2 separate regions of the Homo sapiens genome follow, and region 1 is linked to region 2. Evidence: read pairs that join two places in POLR2A ChIA-PET (ENCODE). Cell type or tissue: HepG2. All regions are shown on one strand. Each heading gives the region's core, and the rest is flanking DNA. Links, peaks and the distances in the headings are about the cores only. Region 1 holds the start of SRY (sex determining region Y). Region 2 has its middle 3.7 kb from the start of RPS4Y1.

The links. Peaks named below come from ENCODE experiments on the same cell type or tissue, not always from the same donor. Only the 100,000 strongest peaks of a DNase experiment are listed, where the experiment ranks them.
Region 1: POLR2A ChIA-PET joins it to region 2 with 8 read pairs; 2 of 35 experiments call an interaction of 5 or more read pairs at or near these places.

The regions. Positions count from the first base shown.
Region 1 is chrY:2,785,282-2,788,202 of GRCh38, forward strand. It overlaps SRY (sex determining region Y), which reads right to left and starts at 2,401. Exons shown (of 1, transcript NM_003140.3): 1 at 1,574-2,401. The coding sequence starts at 2,322. The coding sequence ends at 1,708. RefSeq lists promoters at 2,323-2,921, 2,419-2,921, 2,419-2,732. In HepG2, for the core only: no CTCF peak of the experiment used is centred there; no DNase peak of the experiment used is centred there; H3K4me3 peaks cover 1,854 bases.
Region 2 is chrY:2,836,451-2,839,371 of GRCh38, forward strand. No RefSeq gene overlaps it. Among named protein-coding and RNA genes, the nearest start is that of RPS4Y1, 3.7 kb to the right of the region's middle. In HepG2, for the core only: no CTCF peak of the experiment used is centred there; DNase peaks (open chromatin) are centred at 820 and 1,661; H3K4me3 peaks cover 778 bases.

The DNA.
Region 1 (2,921 bases), core at 233-2,732, 51 kb before region 2:
CAGCAATGAGGTCTTGCACTGGGGGAGAGATTGGCCTTAGCTCCACATACACAGCTGGGTAGGTGGGGATTTATAGCCAAGGAGCAGGGAGTAGGGTCAATGGATGGACAATCACTAAGAGAAGACATCATAGATAAGGAGGATTCTTGCTGAAGACAGGCTAGGCTGATCAGACATCACCTAGAGGGTGGTGGAGGATGAGAAACCTGATCAGATATTGAGGGTGATCGATCAAGTGTTGAGTGTGATCAGATATGCGGTGGGGGTACAGTCTGGCTAACCTGGCTTAGGAGAGTTCTTTGCCAAAACTGAGTTTGGCAAGGAAGTGCACAGGCGAGTCTAGGAGAAGGTTCAGAAACCTGACTAAAGTTTGGTCAAACAGAGAATCTGTGTCAGAGGTTCAAGAAAAGGAAAATTAATGTATGGTAATGAAGGTCAGAATGGGTGTTATTTTTGGGAGAGTGAAAAGAGTGGTTTTAAATATTACAAAGTAGTTTTGAGTCAGTGTTTAAAAGGTAATGGGCAATATACAGTTCTCATTTGGCATAAAGCTCAGATTAAGTAATATTGTCTCTGGAATAAAGCTTTTTTTAAACCCTGAACTTTGAGAAACATGACATCCATCTCTAATATACACTCTTTTAGTGTTTGAGTTTTATTATTTAAGGTAATGTCTCTGAAAAGTTTTGAAATATTGGAAAGCTGACTTTGATACATACCATTAATTTTGACTTTTGATTTATTTTTATTGTAGAAAAATTTATTTGTAATTTATACTTTAAACTGTGGTTTACAGTTATTTGTAAACTTCTAGTTTCCTGCTTTAGCTTATGTGCAAATTTTATGAAGTCTTGGCATTACATTTTTATTTAAATCCCATCAAATTAAACCAGTTGGGTCACCAGCCCCCGCCCTTCCATCTCCATAATCTGGGTAGTCGGCGTTCTCAACATTCCTGTTGAGAATGAAAATTCTGTATTTTTCATTCCACAGGCTTAAAAGTTAATAGGCCATGGAAACAAGTAGATTGCCATTTTAAAAGATAGTTTTCAGAAGAAAGGCAAAATGATAAGTTTCATAGAGATACAAAAATGACAAGGAATTAAATATTTTGTTTTACCAGAGGCATTTTATAACTAGTTGAAAGGAAATGTCAACCGTTTGGATTTATATGGAGTAAAGGAACTGAATTGCAAGTGGAGGTAAAACTGGTTTTTTCCACAGCGTGAAGGGGAGAGAAAGAAACAAGTTTGATCCTGCTTACATATCCATTCCTTAGTTACCTGCAATTTATAGACACGTACAAAGTAGCTGAAAGACCAATGAATACACGGTCTAGAGAGGACTGCTTAACACGCTGCATATAGAAGTGTGATTTTTTTTGGTACAATTTTCAAGTGTGTTTCTCATTAGAGCATTTAAAGTAAGCCACAGTGTCCGTTTGTATCAAGTTAGTACTCTGACGGCCACAAACATAGGCAGGCTCACTTCTGGATGTCTTATTTCTTTGCATGTTAATCGTGTTGACACAACTTGTCTTGAAATTAAGTTTAAAATGAAATACCAGTAAAACTGAAATGAATAAGGCCTTTATTAGCCAGAGAAAAGAAAACAATATTGAAACTAAACATAAGAAAGTGAGGGCTGTAAGTTATCGTAAAAAGGAGCATCTAGGTAGGTCTTTGTAGCCAATGTTACCCGATTGTCCTACAGCTTTGTCCAGTGGCTGTAGCGGTCCCGTTGCTGCGGTGAGCTGGCTGCGTTGATGGGCGGTAAGTGGCCTAGCTGGTGCTCCATTCTTGAGTGTGTGGCTTTCGTACAGTCATCCCTGTACAACCTGTTGTCCAGTTGCACTTCGCTGCAGAGTACCGAAGCGGGATCTGCGGGAAGCAAACTGCAATTCTTCGGCAGCATCTTCGCCTTCCGACGAGGTCGATACTTATAATTCGGGTATTTCTCTCTGTGCATGGCCTGTAATTTCTGTGCCTCCTGGAAGAATGGCCATTTTTCGGCTTCAGTAAGCATTTTCCACTGGTATCCCAGCTGCTTGCTGATCTCTGAGTTTCGCATTCTGGGATTCTCTAGAGCCATCTTGCGCCTCTGATCGCGAGACCACACGATGAATGCGTTCATGGGTCGCTTCACTCTATCCTGGACGTTGCCTTTACTGTTTTCTCCCGTTTCACACTGATACTTAGAGTTACAGCTTTCAGTGCAAAGGAAGGAAGAGCTTCTCCGGAGAGCGGGAATATTCTCTTGCACAGCTGGACTGTAATCATCGCTGTTGAATACGCTTAACATAGCAGAAGCATATGATTGCATTGTCAAAAACAAGGAGAGTGCGACAAAATTGAAAGGTGCCAGAGTTCGAAACTTATTTTACTATCCAAAACTCACTTCTACCAGATTCTTTGTTACGTTAACTTTTGTAATGAAACTTGCATTTCTCCGCCCTCAACACCCCCTCAACCCCGCCCAACCAGCCTACCCCCTAGTACCCTGACAATGTATTCATTCTCAAGCAAAACATGGTAATTCAGTAACGTTGACTACTTGCCCTGCTGATCTGCCTCCCTGACTGCTCTACTGCTGTCCTGAAAAATGCGAATTTGACTTAATCGCCAATTTTTTCATTGACCTTTTATGTCACAAAACGAGAGGACACAAAAAGCTATATGAATTGTTTATCATTATCAATATATGTGTATGTTATCTTTAAAAAAACAAAGCTTAATGAGAACCTAATTGTCTTAACCACACACATACATACATAACTGCATATTGAATTTATAGTAATTATTATCGCTTTTTCTTCACTTCTATTTAAAAATTGAAAATTCTATACACATTTTTCACAGGCATTAAGTATCAGAATATTAGCATATACTTACAAGTATTTTATGCCCAACTTCTAGGATGGC
Region 2 (2,921 bases), core at 99-2,598:
TGGGGAGGGGGGTTGGGAACTTCCAGGTCACAGATAGGTGGGAAACAAACGGTAGCATTTTTTTGAGTTTCTGATAAGCCTTTCTGAGGTAGGCAGTCGGATATGCATTTATCTTAATGAGCAGAGGGGTGAGTTTGAATACAATAGAAGGCAGGTTGGCCATAAGCATTCCCAGCTTGAATTTTCTCTTCAGCTTAGTGATTTTGGGGAGCGCAAAATATTTTCCTTTCATAAGTTACTCTCATTCATCAACAGAAAGCATGCAAACCAAGATAATTTTGTTTTGGCTGAGTTTATAGTTTTATAACCTTCTGTGCCAAACACTGACATGTTAAAATAGCTAGCAAAGACAAACATAAAATTCAGACAAAATGTATGCTGACAATTCAGAAGGCATTTCTATTTTTATTCTAAAATAATTTTTAAAATTAGTTTAAATAATTTTAAAGCCACCTTGTTCAGTAAAGTTATATTTGAGTCACATGAACTTGAAAATTGCTTATACTTATTTACTTAATTTATGAGCACTCTTAGTTATAAGCCAATTTGGTAGACACACCATATGACAATAAGTGTACATATAAATTAACACATTAGACCTGTATACACACACATAAACAAAGATCCAATAGCTTAGAACATCAGCCATGAGATAGCAACATAAGCTTGCTGATTTTAGCCTGTTTGCCTGAACAGATAATTCAGTGAAGTCTGTGAACCAAAATTTCTGCTGAAGGAGTCTCCATGGCAGATTTTTAAAGGCCAAACCTCCCCCGACTCCAAAGGGTACTGGGGCCAAACAGCACTAAATGAGAGTGTCACACATTAACCAGGCCCCTTGCTTAAGACAGCAGTACAAAAACCTGGATACATGCAATGTCATCCCACTTTCCCATTCAACTGCAAACTCCAGGTTCCAAACAATATTCGGGACAAGCAGTATGGCAATTCAGAGAAAATTCTAAGGAGGGCTTAGTACTAGACCTCAGAACCCCTGCCAAGGGCCTCTCCTTTGGAGAGGGTGAGGTCTGAAGAATTCCCCTACCTGTGCATCCCCCAATCTTAGAGTCAGATGTCTCTGACCTTAGGAGTGTACAAGTGCCAGTTGCATGTTTTCCCTCCAGAGGGAGGGAGGAAGAGTTTTTATTTCTACAAGCGGTTACAGGGAGAAGGCCTGGAAATTATTGCCAGGCCGACTCAAAATTACAAAGTTTTCCAGAGCTTCTATAGCTTCTAAGCTCTATATCTACATGTAAGTGTGCATTCATCTAAAGACATATGTGAATACTTCTTTTAATCTACAAGCAAGGTCTGAGTCCTGAAGACTTTCCTCTGGAGTCTCCGTAAATTTGCTTAATCTCAGTGGGTGCAGGTGCTGGGATGATTATACTTGTCACCTGCTAAATCATAAAGGTTTGAGAAGTTCCTTCAGACCCCCTAAGAAACTTTTTTGTGAAGGCCTGAAGAGTTTCTTCAGATCCCCAGTAAAACTTGTTTAATCATGCTTTTAAGGTTCAGGAAAGGCCTGGGGAAAACTCTTGGTGGACTTTTGTTGCATTCCAGCCTTTGTATAAGGACACTGGCTTTTTCAGCTTTTAATATTTAACTTAACCCATCAGTCAGTGCTGAAACAGTTGTTATAGAGGCCTGTGTTAGTGAGACCTGGCCTGCCACATTACCACATCCCTTAGCCTGTTTGGCTAAGGCTCTTTCAACACACTTAGGCCATGTGAAAAGTGAAAACGCATGCCTGGCACAGAATAAGTGCTCAGTAAACACATCAATTTGCTTACTGTTTGGAAGGAAGCTTTATCACCCAATCCCTGATTTAAGGTAGGAGTGTATATTGCCAAGTAGTTTGTTACATTTTCTTACACCTTGATTATTTTGAAATTATGCATATGGCACTACTCAACTAAGAGAGTGTGAAAGGAAAAATAAATGTTGGAACCCCCAAATCACTACGAGGCCAAAGAGAAAAGTCAAGCTGGGAACTGTGGCAGGCAAACCTGAGATGAGAATAAGACAAAGCTAAAAAAAAAAGCTACATAGGGCCGGGAGCGGTGGCTCATGCCTGTAATCCCAGCACTTTCGGAGGCTGAGACGGGTGCATCACGAGGTCAGGTGATCAAGACCATCCTGGCTAACGTGGTGAAACCCCGTCTCTACTAAAAATACAAAAAAATATATATATATATATTAGCCAGGCATGGTGGTGGGCGCCTGTAGTAACAGCAACTTGGGAGGCGGAGGCAGGAGAATGGCGTGAACCTGGGAGGCGAGCTTGCAGTGAGCTGAGATCGTGCCACTGCACTCCAGCCTGGGTGACAGAGAAAGACTCTGTCTCAGGAAAAAAAAAAAAAAAAGCTACATAGATTCCTCACAATTGCCCCAAAAGAGAAATTCATTGTGGACCTCAAGGTCTTTTTTTTGAGACAGAGTCTGGCTCTGCTACCCAGGCTGGAGTGCAGTGTCGCGATCTCGGCTCACTGCAACCTCTGCCTCACACATTCAAGCGATTCTCCTGCCTCAGCCTCCCGAGTAGCTGGGACTACAGGCACGTGCCACCATGCCTGGCTACTTTTTTGTATTTTCAGTAGAGACAGCGTTTCACCGTGTTAGCCAGGATCGTCTTGATCTCCTGAGCTCGTGATCTGCCCGCCTCTACTATGAGCTTTCATTTTTGTCACTGCAGGAAAGGCTTGACTGCTGGCATCCTTATAATTTGATAAGGCCATGATTTCCCATGCTTCCCATTCCATGAACGTTAATGATAGGAACTGGAAGCTGGGTTCGTTTTTTGTTCTTAGCCAGTTGAGTAGGATAACGGGAGAATAAGAAAAGAAGGTTTACATCTCCTGCAACATTTGCAAGTCTACTCTGAGCTGCATCACACATAGGAATCAGGGACCACACCTGGA